Regions from separate parts of the Homo sapiens genome. Here region 2 is linked to region 1. Evidence: read pairs that join two places in POLR2A ChIA-PET (ENCODE). Cell type or tissue: CD4-positive, alpha-beta T cell. All regions are shown on one strand. Each heading gives the region's core, and the rest is flanking DNA. Links, peaks and the distances in the headings are about the cores only. Region 1 has its middle 190 kb from the start of LEF1. Region 2 has its middle 150 kb from the start of RPL34-DT.

What was found. Peaks named below come from ENCODE experiments on the same cell type or tissue, not always from the same donor. Only the 100,000 strongest peaks of a DNase experiment are listed, where the experiment ranks them.
Region 2: POLR2A ChIA-PET joins it to region 1 with 15 read pairs; 3 of 35 experiments call an interaction of 5 or more read pairs at or near these places.

The regions. Positions count from the first base shown.
Region 1 is chr4:108,351,144-108,359,483 of GRCh38, forward strand. No RefSeq gene overlaps it. Among named protein-coding and RNA genes, the nearest start is that of LEF1, 190 kb to the left of the region's middle. In CD4-positive, alpha-beta T cell, for the core only: no CTCF peak of the experiment used is centred there; a DNase peak (open chromatin) is centred at 4,578; H3K27ac peaks cover 1,988 bases.
Region 2 is chr4:108,463,739-108,472,078 of GRCh38, forward strand. No RefSeq gene overlaps it. Among named protein-coding and RNA genes, the nearest start is that of RPL34-DT, 150 kb to the right of the region's middle. RefSeq lists an enhancer at 3,567-3,746. In CD4-positive, alpha-beta T cell, for the core only: no CTCF peak of the experiment used is centred there; no DNase peak of the experiment used is centred there; H3K4me3 peaks cover 480 bases; H3K27ac peaks cover 404 bases.

The DNA.
Region 1 (8,340 bases), core at 181-8,180:
GAAAATCTGAGAGCTCCATGAGTATTGTGTATGTGTGTGTGAAGAGGGAAAGTGATGTGTTAAGGAGCTGGACAAATATCCTGTCAAACATCCATGATTTTTTTTATTCTCGGAAATGTTGCCTTGATTCTAGAAATTATGACTTTGAATACCTACTAACATGTACTGGGCACTTCTATGTGCCCGGAGCTCTGCCAAGTGTTTTACATTCATTATCTCATTTGACCTTTATGAGGGCCATAGGAAGTAGATGTGACTTAGAGATGTTAAATAACACCTCTAGTAAGTGACCCGCCAAAGTTTGGAATGCCACCAGAGTGTGTATTTCTAAACGTGATGCTATCCTGCCTCCCAACTTTGGATTCTGCACAGAAATAGCAAAATACTTTGCACATTAAGTGCCCAAGAAATGCATTAAGTGAATGATTGAACAATGATTGAATGGTGATATTAAGGACTCACTGTTTTTGCAATATTGTAAGCATCTTTTCAAATTATTCCCATACGTTCGTACTAAAACAGTAACTTGGGAAATTGTTCTACTATACGTTAAGTCTGACAGTCTAGAGATCTCTGATTTTGGGGACAATATTTGTATTGAGTAAAAAAAATTATTCTGAGGGTCTTCCTTTGATCTGAGTGAAGAATGTTTTGAATCTTGACAGGGCTGGACCTACATTTGGCACATTTTGATAACCTGCAGGCAAGTTGGCTGAAGTTGCTGGCAGTGACTCCAGAAATCATTATCAACATAATTTCCTTTTTCTTATGACATGTAATCCTTCCCCTATCCTCACAACCCAATCTTTCGACCACTCTTGATAGTGGGAGGCTGCTGCTTTGAGTCATGTACCCAGCCACTGAGCACAGGCTTTCTCTGGAATGTGTCCTGTGTTGATTGCACTATTTATTAGTTTTATAGCAACAGAGCTGAGTGCTTCTTTGGTGTCTTTCTTGGGATTGTGTACATCATTCAGCCAGAAACAAAGAGTAGTTTGGATCCTTGCTGGCACCTGAACTGACTTGAAAGGGAATTTAGAGTTAAATCCTTATAACGCATAGATGTTTATGAGAAACATTGTTTTATACATGTTTATGGAAATAAAATTATTTCAAATGATGGTGCTTGAGGGTACTATGAGATGAGACAGGGCTGAGCTCAATAGTGAAGGCACAGAAATGGAAATGCTAAAGGGAGTTTTAATGGTTGGCTTTAGCTCTGATGGGGGCAACGAGGCCTTAACCTTGTTTTCTTTACCAGCTCTTCCACTGTCCTTTTGGCTTGCTGAGAATCTAACAGTATCTCACTCCATTTCGCTGTTGCTGTAATGAAGAAGCAGTGCTGTTGGTCAGTGGATTTTTCCAGAAGGTTGAGTTAAAGGGTATAACAAGCAGAGGGTGATAGTTTGAGAAAGCTCCAGATATGCACACTTCTACCCTCCCCTCTAACCATCATTTTCTGGAGTGTGATTTTGCCCCCGCAGCTTGCTTTACTGTCCACTAAACCACTTTCTTGTTTTCAGCCATGTGGATTCTTGTCCTTGCAAAAAGATTTCCCCAACTCTTTAGAACTTTGACCTTTAAAGTCTGCCTGAGGAATGTAAGAGAACTGCACATTTTACACAACTGATGTAAGATTTGTTTAGAACTTCAGAAAAACACGGGGTGGGGGGCAGTGTGCACAATGCATTTTTACAAGAGGCCCATTCAACAACACAGGATATGGCGAAAATAAAACAGGATTGGGTGGGATGCATGTTTGGGTTCTCAGGGGGCTGAAATCAAAGAGGTGTGCAAACTATTCTGCATAAATCCTTGCCATCCGCTTTGATAAATGAGATTACAGACTTGAAAGGTCAATTATATATTCGTAAGGAGAAATGCCAGGTTTGTGTTAATGTTTGTGCCTGACAGGATCTTAAAATAGACTTGAGTGAGCTAATCACATTGATGACCGTGTACAGTAGTGGAGAAGAGCTTAATACAATTTTATTACCTCCTATGGGCAAATATTTGCCTCACGAGACACACCCAATCCCTCCAGAATAGACTATTGTAAACAACTGGCTCCCCTTTTACAAGAGCTGAAATCTTTATGATGTTTGGGAATGCTGAAACTAAGGGCTAAAGAGCTTATTTGAATCTTGTCTTTCAGCCAGGAAAGCTCACCAATTGATTTTTTCTCCCTCTTTCTTTCTCACTAACTATGCCCAAGGCATGTTCTAGAAAACTAACATTGGCGAGAGTTCTGTTCACCCTTCCCAGTTTTATTCCTGGGAATGACAAATGGTGGGTGTTTTCGAATTTCCCATGTAGTTCCAGCAGACAAATATGTTTCCTTCATGTTTCTTTGCCTGCATGCAGCAAGGAGCATGACTTCAAAGTCTCAGATCTCGCATAGAAAAAGGTGAGAGTCACTTCTAATATTTTTGCTGGCAGGATTCTACAAGATTTAAACCTGACTGCTTGCACAACTCGTGGAAATGTAATGAGTCTTTACCCCAAAATGCCTTACCTATAATTGAGTATACACAGGGTTAATATCATTGCTCCTAGCCTGTGCAGTTAGGCCATGTGATGTACTCAATTTCAGTTACCTTCACTTGGTTTATTTAACAGAGATAAATGTATTACAAGTGTGAAATGAAAAAAAAAATGAAGAGAAGCGAGACAGTATCTTTCTCCTCATTAATATGTGGATATATGTGTTTATGAATGTATTTGTATTAATGCTGACTTATAGAGTTACATTTTGGAATTACTTAGGACTATGTAACACCATTCACATTATCGAAACTGATTTAGTCTAGCCAGATTAAAACAATTCTGGCCTAAACAGGAATAATCTGTATTTCAGGTACCTTTTAATATTAAGAAGGTCTAGTGATTCATATGTAACTTCTAAAAAATTTTTTGGATTGTTAACTATGCTCAAATTCTATCAAAGGAAACACTGTGCTTTTGCAATATTGTAAGCATCCTTTCAAATTATTCCCATACGTTTGGAGCCATGTAAATTACCATTGCAGCATGTTGACTATGGATTTGAAATCATGCAGGTTTAAGAAGCAATAAGGTCTTCTTCCTCATTCAGTACCCTTAGAGCCCATGTAAATAAATAAGTATAATAACATGTGGTGAGTATCTTACTGGATGTATGTACAAGGCTAAGTGGGTCACAAAAGAACAGACAGTTAGCTCTAACTGGAGTGGAAGTGGCCAGGAAAGTCTGCAGCAGGTGAAGCTTGAGCCGAGCTTTAATAAGCTGTGTCAATGTTCATCAATGCACAGGAGGAAAGACCTTCCCAGAGAAATGGATCTGGGTCTATGCCCTCCTTAAAACTCTTCCATTTGCTGGCTATGTGACTTTGGGAGAGCCGCTTTCCTATTTGAGCCAAATTGTTTCACCTGTAGACTGAAACACCTGCCTTACAAAATTGTTAGATTATATGAGAGAATATACATGAAAATGCTTTGAGAATTGGAAAATACTCTTCAGATGTAACATATTCTTAGCGCACTAAAGGTTTTTCCAGCTTTCAAAAGAACTTGACCTTTGAAGATAACTATGCTTGTATGATGTGTGTGTGTGTGTTTTCATGTCAAATGTGACTGTGGGGGTATTGTTAAGTTAGGCTAAACTGCTGTCACAAATAGAACCAAAAGTGTATTATGGTTTAAATATAGCAGGAGCTAATTGCTTGCTCATGTAAGTGTTTACAGTGAGTGTTCCTGGTCAACAAGTAGTTTTCTTCCACAGTGTTCCTAGCTGGGTGTGCAGAAAGAAAGAGACTTGGGGACTAAATGCATAGCAGTCTTTACCACCATGGTAGTAGTTTGTGTCTAATATATGTGCACACGCCTTTATACTTCAGGCAGCATGTGGACATCGACCCAGCCAGAACAGAAATCAGTATAAACTAATCATACACATGAAAATGGAAACCCACAAATAATACTAGCTTCTCTTTTGAAAAAGCAGTAATGTGTGTTTGTTTTTGAGAAGATTTAAAAAAAAAACAATGAAAATGGCCCCAGCAGAGAATGCCCTTTCCTTATGTTGTCAGTGATGGGGCTAACTGAGCCTGGAAAAGAAACAGATGCCGTGAGGGAGAAATTGGTAGGTGGGAGAACTGGAGGGAGAGGCTTCCCGCAACCTTGTCTTCCAGAGCTTTATAACCATCCTCCCTACTCTGTCATGTTTCCTCCTAATATCTATTTCTCTTTGTTCATTGCTACTTGAGTAAGTCTCTACTGCCTCCCCCTGCAAGCAGCCCTGGCCACCCAGGGCTTTAATGACAAGAAAAAATCATATCTTTTCCTCCCTACAAGATGAATATGCCAGATTCCCAGGAATATCAGCTGTTTAAAAACATCACTAGATTATTAGATCTAAGGCAAAGGAAATAGAGTTTTTGTACCTGCTCAAATTGTGGCCATTTGATAAACCTGCTACCTTTAGAGTACAGATGTCTTTGAAAGAGACTCCAGCTTCTTATGTTGCTCAACACTTCACCCCATATCGAGAGCGGGAAAGAAGACAACAGCTACACTTTGTAGAAGGAAGGGGAAAACCCACAAAGAAGCCAACCTGCCTTTTATCAGTGTGAGCTCTTTGTTTTGGTGACATAACACACCATGTCAGTTCCTGGCATGCTTAATTTCTGGCTTGCCTAAAGTAACAACAATGCCAGTTACTAGAAATACAGCTGCTATAAATGGTAACTGATAATATTATGCATATTTTTAATGACTTGAAAAAATGTTTTCGGAAAATTGCCTTGGAGGCTCTAGTTTCAATTCTGTAAGTCAAAGGGTGATAAGATTAAGCCAGGTAAATCTACGTTTTCTTGGGCTGAGGCGCCTCCAGCATCTGCCCAAGCTTCTGGCTGAGTGCTAGGCAGTCTCTAGCCTTGTCTTTGAAACAGAAGTCTGGAGAAGCCCCAGGGAGTGGGGGAGGCAAAGTGGGCTAGATTCATCTTGAACTGCAGCCAAGATTCAGCTGCTCCTGGTCTTGGTCTCCACTGACTGAATCTGTTTGGAGGCCCATCTGGCACTGTGAGCTGGGATGAATTCAGCTCTGAAATGTAATTGTTGACCCCTGACTATATAGGAAGAAGAGAAGTAATCAAGACATTACTTATTTCCAAATATCACACCTAAGAGCCTGATTTTGAAAACTGTTGCTAGTGGTGGCATCAGTAACTTCATTTAATCATTGGGTTTTCTTCAGAATGCAGAAATACGTATTTCCTTAGTAAACATTTTCTTTTTTTTTTTTTTTGTGACAGAGTCTCATTCTGTCACCCAGGCTGGAGTGCAGTGGTGTGATCTCGGCTCACTGCAACTTCCATCTCCCGAGTTCAAGCGATTCTCATGCCTCAGCTTCCCAAGTAGCTGGGGCTAAAAGGCGCACACCACCATGCCCGGCTAATTTTTGTATTTTTAGTAGAGACAGAGTTTCACCATATTGGCCAGGGTGGTCTCGAACTTCTGACTTCAAGTGACCCACCTGCCTCGGCCTCCCAAAGTGCTGGGATTACAGGCATGAGCCACCATGCACGGTCCTTAGTAAACTTTTTGATGTGGAGGGCCTTCTCCAAGTGTTTGAAAGCCTGAATCACTGTTTTGTAAGTTAGTGGGAAGTATCAGAATGTTCTGGCCTTGACTAAAGAAGCCTCTGATTTTCTTGAAAGTGAATTTCTAGCCTAAATGTTACCTTTGATTAAGTTGATGTAGTAGGTTGTGTTAGGTAAGTCTTCTAAACAACCTGCATTTTTGTCTGCTTCTGTGTGACTACCTCAGACACCACTGATACCCACAATTTCTTCTTTTTAAAGGACGATTAGAATACCATTCCTCTTTCTTAGAACCCTTCCTTCATGTGTCACAAAGGAATAGCCAACTATTTGGATTTGCCATAGTTCGAGATTGTCAATTTTTCCATTAGCAAGTAGAAGGGAAAATCTAGTAACTTTGAACCCAGATAAAATTTCCATCAAAGTAAAACTGTTGTGTTTTTTTTTATTTCTATATGATAAAGTTTGGATATATTGACAATAAATTCCACTAAGATTCTTTGCAAAGATTATTGACATTTTCAACTAGAACAAGGGGAGGATTAAATTACTTATATTAGCTTTGAGAAAATCAGATACATTTACTATTCAGAAACAATGCAGGAAGAGCTTAATTTCCATAAAATTTACCTAGAATTGAGAATATTTTAGCATTAAAAAAATCAAATTTTACTATCACACTGGTTTTTAAGTAAAATTAAAACATAATTTTAAAAGAAAAAATCAAATTTTATAGCTCTAGTAGTCTCTGGGGGAAAGTCTGGTTGAGAATATTTTGTCCTGCTTCTCTTTTTCTTTCAGCTGTTTGCTTTTTTGTCATTTCTCTACAGGTCAACCGAAAGTTGATGGAATTTTCACTCAAACTATTTCGCTACTTACTAGCAAAACTGGGGAAAAAGCATGGAAATGATTTGACATCAGTGATTTAAAGTAAAATGTTAGATGTGTGGATTTAATTTAATTGTTTCATTCCTGACTTCCTTGATTGTATAATAATTTAATTGCCACAGAGCCCGTTCTTCCATCAAAGAGTCCTTGAGATGGCCTCTTTGTGAAGCCCATTCGCCAGCATGGTGGACACATCAGGAGGAGCACAGGCAGCCTTTGCTGTTCAGGTCGCTCATCTTTTCTCTTCCTCTACTGCTTTTTCTGCATTATTACTCCCATCTGTCTGTATCATCTCCTCAACTAAATATTAAGTTTTTTGAGGTCAGGATCTATCTTAAGTCTATTTTCTCTGATAGTATTTATCACATCCTCATTCTTATAGTAGTTGTTCTAAAAATGTTAGTTGGATGAACAGATAAAGTTGGAAACTCATGAAATTCTCCCTAACACCTTGCTTTTTTATTTGTCCTCATTTAACAATTTGCCTTTTTTTTTTTTTTTTTTTTTTTTTTTGAGACAGGGTCTCACTCTGTCACCCAGGCTGGAGTGCAGTGGTGTACTCATGGCTTACTGCAGCCTTGACCTCACAGGCTCAGGCAATCTTTCTGCCTTGGCCTCCAGAGTAACTGGGACAACAGGCACATGCCACCACACCTGGATGATTTTTAAATTATTTGTAGAGATAAGGTCTCATTATGTTGCACAGACTGGTCTTGAACTCCTGAGATCAAGCAATCCTCCTGCCTCAGACTCTCAAAGTGCTGGGATTACAGGCATAAACCATCACACCCAGACACAATTTGCCTTCTTAATAAAAGCATATTACTTTTTGTTTTCCTGATGAGTAGAAATAGAAAAATTCCAGAAAATATGAAGATAGGCAATGCAAACATCAACTATAATCTTATGCCCAAATATTACTATTATTATTGGGCATATTTTTCAGCAGTGTTTTTTCTATGCATGTTAATGTATACATGTGTAATTTTTTGGTTCTGTTTTATTGCTTGCGAATGTATTATATTAACAGTTTTCTATGCAACTTTTCTCACCAAAGCATAATTAACATTTTCCCCATGACTTAAGACATTTTTGGTTATATTGTATTCCATCATATGAATAGACCATAATTTATTAATTAGATAGGCTCTCTTTTAAGTTGCAGAGCCAACTCAACCTAACTGAAGCAGAACAAGAAGGACGGATATTTATTACAAGGTGAGATAGAACATGACATGAATTAGTATGATCCCAAGTCTACAGTGAGAAATGGCAAAGGCAGAGTGACTAGATAGAGTTGTAAGGAGAGATTACCTCTGGCTGGGACATAGGGCTTCATAAGGGAGATGGTATTGATCTGGGCACAAAGGAGAAGTAACAGTGGTAAAGACTTACATGTTTTAAGTGCTGCCCGTGTGATGCCCTATTCTCATCATTTTACATGGATTATTTCATTCAAAACTTTTGCTCTTTTTACTTAACAGTTACAATGAAACATTTCCCCCATGCTTATCAATTAAGACATTTTTGGTTATATTATATTCCACAATAAGAATACATTATAATTTATTTATTAATTAGGCTCCTTTTAAGTTGCGGAACCAACTCAACCTACCTGAGGCAAAACAAGGGTTTTTTAAATCATCTTTATTATAAGATACTTTCATTCCCATTTCACAGATGACAAAACTAAGGAGAGTTACCCATGTTCAATTAGGATTTTGACATCCAGACAGGAGAAATGGGGGCTGAGCTGGGTGATGTAAGCAGAAAGAGGCAATTCACCAAAACCAATAGCCTCACCAAAAGCATCATGAACCACATACATCTACACAATATCACAGTGAGTCTGTTCCTTGGGGTGCGTTTCGTT
Region 2 (8,340 bases), core at 250-8,249, 110 kb after region 1:
CGGAGCGGCCTGACTCCAGAGGAAAACCACTTTCCCACTCCATACCCCTTCTGGCTCCCCATCCATCTGCTGAGAGCTACTTCCATCATTCAGTAAAACCGTGCACTCCTTCTCCAAGCCCACGTGTGATCCAGTTTTTCCAGTACACCAAGACAAGAACCCCAGGATAGAGAAAGCCCTCTGTCTTTGCGATAAGGCAAAGGTTCTACCTGAGCTGATTAACACAAGCCACCTACAGATGGCAAAACTAAAAGAGCACACTGTAACATGCCCACAGGGGCTTCAGGAGCTGTAAACATTCACCCTTAGATGCTGCTGTGGGGTCAGAGCCCATGCTCCCCATGACCTGCCTGTCTGCCTGCTCCCACTAGGGGTTTTGAGCAGCGGGGCACTGAAGAAGCGAGCCATACCACCATAGCACACCCTGCGAGAGGCACAAGGGAACTTTGCCCATTTCACAAGCACAAAATGAATGGTTAGACCCTGAAACTATTAGGGTCCTTTCCAACTCTGAGACTCTCATCTAGGACTGATAACCCCAGACAACGGGTCACATTTACTGACAAACACTAGTTCTGTTCCTTATGCCAGCAAAGCATGAGTAGTCCCAGAGTACTGCCCAAAAGCCCCAGTCCATCCCTTGGTTTTCAATTAAAGCATTTCTTATTGGTTTCAAAGAAAGCCCATGGTGACAAAGTCAAGATTAAGCCAAATGCTTTTGATGTTTATCAAATACCAGAGCTACATCTTTGTCTTCCATAGAAGAAACTGAGAAAATTGTGTTCATAAGATTTCAGCGACAGAAATCATTTACCCAGAATGATTTTCCTCTGCATGCCAATGCAGGGCTGATGATGGTGAAGACTGGAGTCACAGACGGTATGGGGGAGGACCTCACTGAATGCTTTACCAGGTGTGACTTGCAAAGCAGCAAGTCACAAATCTTTCACAGACACCTAGAACCAAATTAAATCTGAAGAACAATAAAAATAATGTCATTATTTTAAGAAAAGGTATTTTATAAAACCAAAGAATCAAGACAGAAGACCACAAAACAGAGAAAGCTGGGAGGGACCCATCCTGGTTTTTTTTGAGATGGAGTCTTCCTCTGTCGCCCAGGCTGGAGTACAGTGGCACCATCCACTGCACTGTAACCTCCACCTCCTAGGTTGAAGCAATTCTCGCACCTCACCCTCCTGAAAAGCTGGGATTACAGGCACCCACCACCATGCCCAGCTAATTTTTGTATTTTTAGTAGAGATGGAGTTTCACCATGTTGTCCAGACTGGTCTCAAACTCCTGACCTCAAGTGATCCGCTGGCCTAGGTCTCTCAAAGTGCTGAGATTACAGGCATGAGCCCCTGCGCCCGGCCTCATCATCTTTTTTTGTGACCAGTACTTTCTTTCTCAAAACACTACCTACCAGTCTTCTGTTATTCAAAATCCCCTTGGCTCAGACCTACCAGAGAAAGGGGGCCATCTCTCTCTCTACCATCATGGGCCACATATGGTTCTTTTGAATAGGGGCAGATAGTCAGAATATGATTGAGACGAGAGTTATAGAGAGCTGCCCAGAGACTTTCAAATTATGAGACCTAAGACATTTGCCCTGGCCTATTCTAAGGCCCCTTTATACCCTGGGCCACATAGAAATAATTCCTATATAGACACCCCTAATTCATATATTATTGAGAAATGCTTTATTTTTTCATTTCCCTAGAGAAGAAGTGCTCACTTTTGTTCTTGTTTTTGTTTTTAACTGGCTTTGTTATTCTTGGGCATGAGATGGTATTTAATCCTTTTATCCACTTATTGAACAAATACGTCGGGCACTGGGAATACAATTGAGCTGAACTGAACTGGTAAAATCATTGCCCTCAAGGAGCTGGCATTCAAGTGGCTGACATGATACCATTTTCTGTGTCTCAGAAGATGACCACGGAGAACTTGATCTAAACTGGGAACTTTGATGATGTATTTCATGTCAATGAGTCTGTTCTAAAAAGCAAAGAAAAACACACCGTGCTCTATCATAGTGTTAGTATACAGACCTCCATGAGGTCCTAAAAAGTCAGACTGTAAGGGACTAATTCAGATGGTTGAAATTCAGGGAGGCAAAGTGACAGAACCTTTTCAAGCTTCTATGCGGGAGGTGAGGGACGGGATATAATGAGAATCTGGCAACACTCGGTAAATTATCTTCTGAATTGATTCAAATTTTTGCAGCAAGCCTTTCTGTGCAAATTTCCATGACTTCTTCATGGTAATTAGTTTCATGGAATATTGCCAAATGGCATATTTTTCCTACTTCGAGCCACTTTATAAGCACTCCTGGGAATGTCTGAAATATGAGATAAGCACTCTTAACCCAAAGTTTTATTAAAAAGTTTAATGAACACAAATACCAAATGACACATTCATTGCCATTAAGTATGTAGACTCTCTGTAAATCTGTGAACTACTGGGCGACTATAAAACCTACTTCCCTCAGCAACCACAGAAGCTTTATTTCTCTTCCTGAGCAGGCATGGGAGCCCTCCGGATGCACCTCGCCATCTCCAGCCTCCCAGATTCTCAGGACTCCACTGCATGCACTGAAGCATGGTGGTGGTTGTGAATTCCCTCTCGGCTCCTTCTCTGTCAAGTCCTCCCTCCCACTAGTACTGACCTTACCCTGCCAGTCCTTGCGCTTTTGATCTTCTTCGCATTGCCCTCCAGGAAGCCTCAGGCCACATAAGAACTTTCTCATTGTCTAACATCATCCCCAAATAAGAAACATGCATTTACTAAATGTTCTCTCAAACTTCCAGAACATAGAGAATTACTTAATTTTTTTTTTGTTCTGGGCACAATCCTCTACTAGAATCTTAGTTCTTCAAAGGCAGGGACCATCTTTTTATACGCCCTAGAATCTTCAGCATTGAACAAAGTAGAAGCTGAACAATTTGCAGAATGAAGAAATGGAGCCATGGTCTTGTCTCTCATCTTCTCTTTGCTGTTTTAAAATGTTTTTTTCTGGAGAGAATTGTCCTTTCCCATTATGTTCTCTGAGGTCCCTGTGTTCCCTCAAGCCCTCTACTCTCTCTTTAGACAATTCCTTATAGTATAATCATTTCTAATAAAAATACACTAGCTACTCAACATGCAATATGCAGAGTAACTGAAGGAAAGGTCTAAAAAGATTTTCTGAAACTTTAGATTGCAGTAAAATTAACGGCAGAGGCTACTACACATTGCTTAGCAGTTTCAGCTTAATCAGTGATCAGAAGAAAATATTAATATATTTACAAACACTAGCAGAGAGTATGCAGAGGCTATGGCAAAAGGAAGGAAGTGGAAAGAACAGAAATCGACAGAGCTCACGGTACCTGCATCAGTTATCTATTGCCACAAAAGTGCTGCATAGAAAAGAGCGGTGGGTTACAGGATAAGCATTTATTTTTGCCCAAAGTCTCTCATTTTTCTAGGTTGTTTTGCTGATCTGGGCTGTACTTGGCTGAGAATAGCTGGATTTATTCATGTATCTGTGGTCAGCTGGTGAGTCAGCTAAGGGCTGGCTGGTGTCAGATGGCTAGAGCCTCTGAAGGGTTTGGTTCCATATGTGCTTTTAGCCTCCAGGAAACTAGCCTAGACTTGTTTTTATGCAGGTGGAAGACCTCTGAGAGAGTGAAAGCAAGAGCAAGAGTGAGAGAGCAAGCATGTTCAGAAGCTCACCAAACTTCATGACGCCTAGGCTTAAAACTGGCAGATTGTCACTTCCACCTCATTATGTTGGCCAAAGCAAATTTCAAAGCCAATATAGATATAAGGAATGGAAAAATATACTCTGTCTCTTGGTGGGAGGAGCTGCAAACTCACATTATAAAGGGTTTGGATATAGAGAGGGGTACAAAATTGGAGCCATTTTTCAATCAAACCATCATACTTAACTCAGCCTCATTTTTTTTAAATTGAGACAGGAAGTCATTCTGTCACCCAGGCTGGAGTGCAGTGGCACAATCTCAGCTCACTGCAACCTCTGCCCTACAGGCTCAAGCAATCCTCCCACCTCAGCCTCCTGAGTATCTGGAATTCCAGGCGCACACCACATGCCCAGCTAATTTTGCGTTTTTTGTAGAAATGAAGTATCACCATTTTGTCCAGGCTGGTCTCAAACTCCTGGGCTCAAGCTATCCACCCACCTCAGCCTCCCAAAATGCTGGGATTACAGGCATAAGCCACTGCACCTGGCCCCAATTTTTTACTTATTAGTAGCAAGGTATAAGCACAACTGTCTTAGTTTGAGTTCCTGTGGGTTCTGAGACAAGGATCCAATACAAGTGGTTTATTTGAACGGCAATGCTAGCAAACACTGATAGGAAGGTGAGGAGTTGAGAAAGGGAAGGAAGCAGCCAATAAAATGTTTGTTATCAAGCAAGTTACTTACCATTGTGGATAACTGAAGCATATTCTTGCTAGAGAACTCACTTGGAGCCAGTGTAGAACACACATCTTAGAGTTATCCTACCTAAAGAATGAAGCAGCTAGGATATTTCTGTACCAGCTCCTCTCAGTCAATGGTTGACAACTGGTTGGGTGGACGTAGAGCACTCATGTGTGGATACTTTTGTACTGCTGCAGAAGCAGAATGGGTTCCAATTAGCCAGGGAAAGTCTTCAGGCAAAGAATTTGCCAGAGCTAGCAGTTAGAAGGTGGGCAGCATACACCAAATGGGAAGGGCAATAGGATATGGCAGGACACTGATAGTGTTCATTATATCACTCAACAGCTTCTGCTGATTGCAATAAAATCTGCCAAAAGTTACAGTGTAGCCCAATGGAAAGATTATGAGCAAATCCTGTTTTTAGCTATGAACAAATTCCCTAATATTCCTGAGCCTCCCTTTCCTCAATAGTAGGTACTTCATGAGCATTTTTTTGAAGATAAAATTGAGATGGTATGTTTATAGTGTCTGGTAAATAAATAAGTGCTGGGTGTTAATATCTATCAAGATATTTTTGTTTCCATTCATTCATTCCTCAAGAGTTTGAGTGGAAATAAGCATATCTTTTAAAATATTTGTTTAGGCCCCCTGTTTCACACTTTGCCCGCTGCTGTGACATCTATGACAGGCTCCCATAGCAAAATATATACATCCAAGAACAGAATGGAACTTGGAAGTTTAAGAAACAGCAGCATAATTGACATCTTTAGGCTACTACAGCTAACCATAACTGCGTACACGTTGTTCTCAAACTCACATGGAATTGTCACCAAAATAGATCACATTCTGGGCCATAATACACACCTTAACAAACTTAATAGAAATCATACAGTGTCTGCTCTCAGACCACAAGTGAAATTCAACTAGAAATCCATAACAGAAATATAACTGGAAAATCCCAAAATATGTGGAAATTAAATAACACAATTCTAAATAACATATGAGTCAAAGAAGAACTCTCAAGAGAAATTTTAAAATATTTTAAACTAAGTGAAAATGAAAATTCATCTTATTAAAATTTGTGTGCTATAGCAAAAATAGTGCTTAGAGGGAAAATGATAGCATTTAATGCATATATTGGAAAAGAAGAAATAATCTAAAATCAGTAATCTACACTTTTACCTTAGGAAACTAGAGAAAGAAGAGAAAATTAAACCCAAAGTGAGCGGAATAAACAAGGTAATAAAAATCAGAGTGGAAATCAATGAAATTGAAAACAAGAAATCAATAGAGAAAATCACTTAAACCAAAAGTGGTTATTTGCAAAGACATGAAAATCAATAAACCTTTAGCCAGGCTAATGAAGAAAAAGGCAGAGAAGACACAAATTACTAATATCAGAAATGAAAGAGGAGACTGTAGAGAGCATTGACATTAAAAGGATAACAAAGGTTAGTATGAGCAACTGTATGACCACAAATTTGATAACCTAGAAGAAACAGACAAACTTCTTAAAAGACATGATCTGTCAAAACTCACACAATAATACATAGACAATGTAAGTAGCCCTATCTCTGTTAAAGAAATTTAATAATTAATAACCTTTCAAAGCAGAAGACACAGACCCAGATTGGTTCACTGGTGAATTAGAACAAACATTTAACAAAGGAACCATTCCAATTCTCTACAATTCCTTTCAGAAAATAGAAGTAGAAAGAACCCCTCTTAACTTATTCTATGAGGCTAGCATTGTCCTAATATTGAAACCAGATAAAGACATTACAAGAAAAGAAAGCTACAAACCAGTATCTCTCATGAACATGGTGCAATAATCTTCAACAAAATATTAGCAAATTGAATCCAACAATGTGTGAGCATTCTGCTCATATAATTGTTATATGTCATGACCAAGTGGGACTTATCCCAGGTATGCGAGGGTGGTTCCATATTCAAAAATCAGCTAAGGTAATCCATTATATCAATTGCTTAAAATAGAAAAATCACATGATTATCAACAGATGCAGAAAAAGCATTTGACAAAATCCAACACCCATTCATAATAAAAATTCACTAAACCAGAAGTAGAAGGGAACCTCAACTTGACACAGAACAGCCACAATAAAACCCTAAAACTCACATCCTAATTAATGATGAGAAACTCAAAGCTTTCTCCCTAAAATCAGGAACAAGATGTCCCTTCTTACACTTGTTTTCAGTGTGGTACTGGAAATCTTAGCTAATGCAATAAGTCACAAAAAGGAAATAAAAAGTATATACAAATTGGGAAGGAAAAAATGAAACTGTTTACAGATGACATGATCATTTATGTAGAAAATCCAAAAGAATAAACAGCAACAAAAAACCTCCTGAATCTAATATGAAGTTATAACTAGGTTGCAGGATACAAGGTTATTATGCAGAAGTCAATTGCTTTCTTATCTACCAGCAATGAACAAGTGAGATTTGAAATGAAAAACATGGCGGGGTGTGTTGGCTCAGGCCTGTAATTCCAGCACTTTGGGAGGCCAAGGGAGGCAGATCGCTTGAGATCAGGAGTTCAAGACCAGCCTGGGCAATGTGGGACACTCCACTTCTACAAAAAACACAAAAATTAGCCAGGCATGGTGGTGCATGCCTGTGGTCCCGGCTACTCAGGAGGCTGAAATGGAAGGATTGCTTGAGCCCAGGAGGTCAAGGCTGCAGTGAGCCATGATTGTGCCACTGCACCCCAGTCTGGGCTACAGAGCGAGATTCTGTCTCAAAAAAAAACAAAAACAAACAAACAAAAAAACCCATAATACAATTTACCATTTATATTAGTAACCTTGAAATTAAATCCTTAGGTATAAGCCCAACAACATATGTAGAATATCTATATAAACAAAACTACAAAACTCTGATGAATGAAATCAAAGAAGTAAATGCAGAGATTTTTAATGTTCATGAATAGGAAGACTCAATATTGTTAAAATGTCAGTTCTTCCCAACTTGATCTATGGATTCAATACAATCCCAATCAAAATTCCAGCAAATTATTTGTGGGATTTTAAAGTTTATATGGAGAGGCAAAAGACCCACAATAGCCAAGACAATATTGAAAAACAAAGCTAAAGGACCATTCCCCAATTCAAGGCATCATATAAAGTTACAGTAATCAAGACAGTGTGATATTGGCAAAAGAATAGAAAAATAATGAAACACAATAGACAGTCCAGAAATAAATCCATATAAATATAGTCAACTTATCTTTGACAAAGGAACAAAGGCAATAAGATGGAACAAATATAGCCTTTTCAACAAATAGTGCTGTAACAACTGGACTTCCTCTTGCAAAAAAATAAGTCTAGATATAAACCTTATACCCTTCACAAAAATTAACTCAAAATAGACCATAGACCTAAGTGTGAAATGTAAAACTACCAAACTCCTAGAACATAACATAAGAGAAAACCCAGATGACTTTGGATATGAAGGTAGCTTTTTTAACACAACATCAAAGGCACTATCCACAAAAAAATGATAAACTCTAGCTTCATTAAAATTAAAAACTTCTGCTCTGTGAAAGACAATGTTAATATAATGAAAAGACAAACTACAGACTGGGAGAAAAATATTTGCAAAAGACACATCTGATAAAAGACCGTTATCCAAAATATACAAAGAACACTTAAAACTCAACAATAGGAAAACAAACAACTCAATTAAAAATGGGCCAAAGACCTTAACAGACACCTCACAAAAGAAGGTATGCAGATGGAAATTAGCAAATTAAAAGATATTCCTTATCATATGTCATCAGGGAAATACAAATTAAAACAGCAGCCTGACACCACTACTACACACAAGAATGGCTAAATGCAGAACACCTACAACACCAAATGCTAACAAGGATGTGGAGCAAAAGAAACTCTCATTCA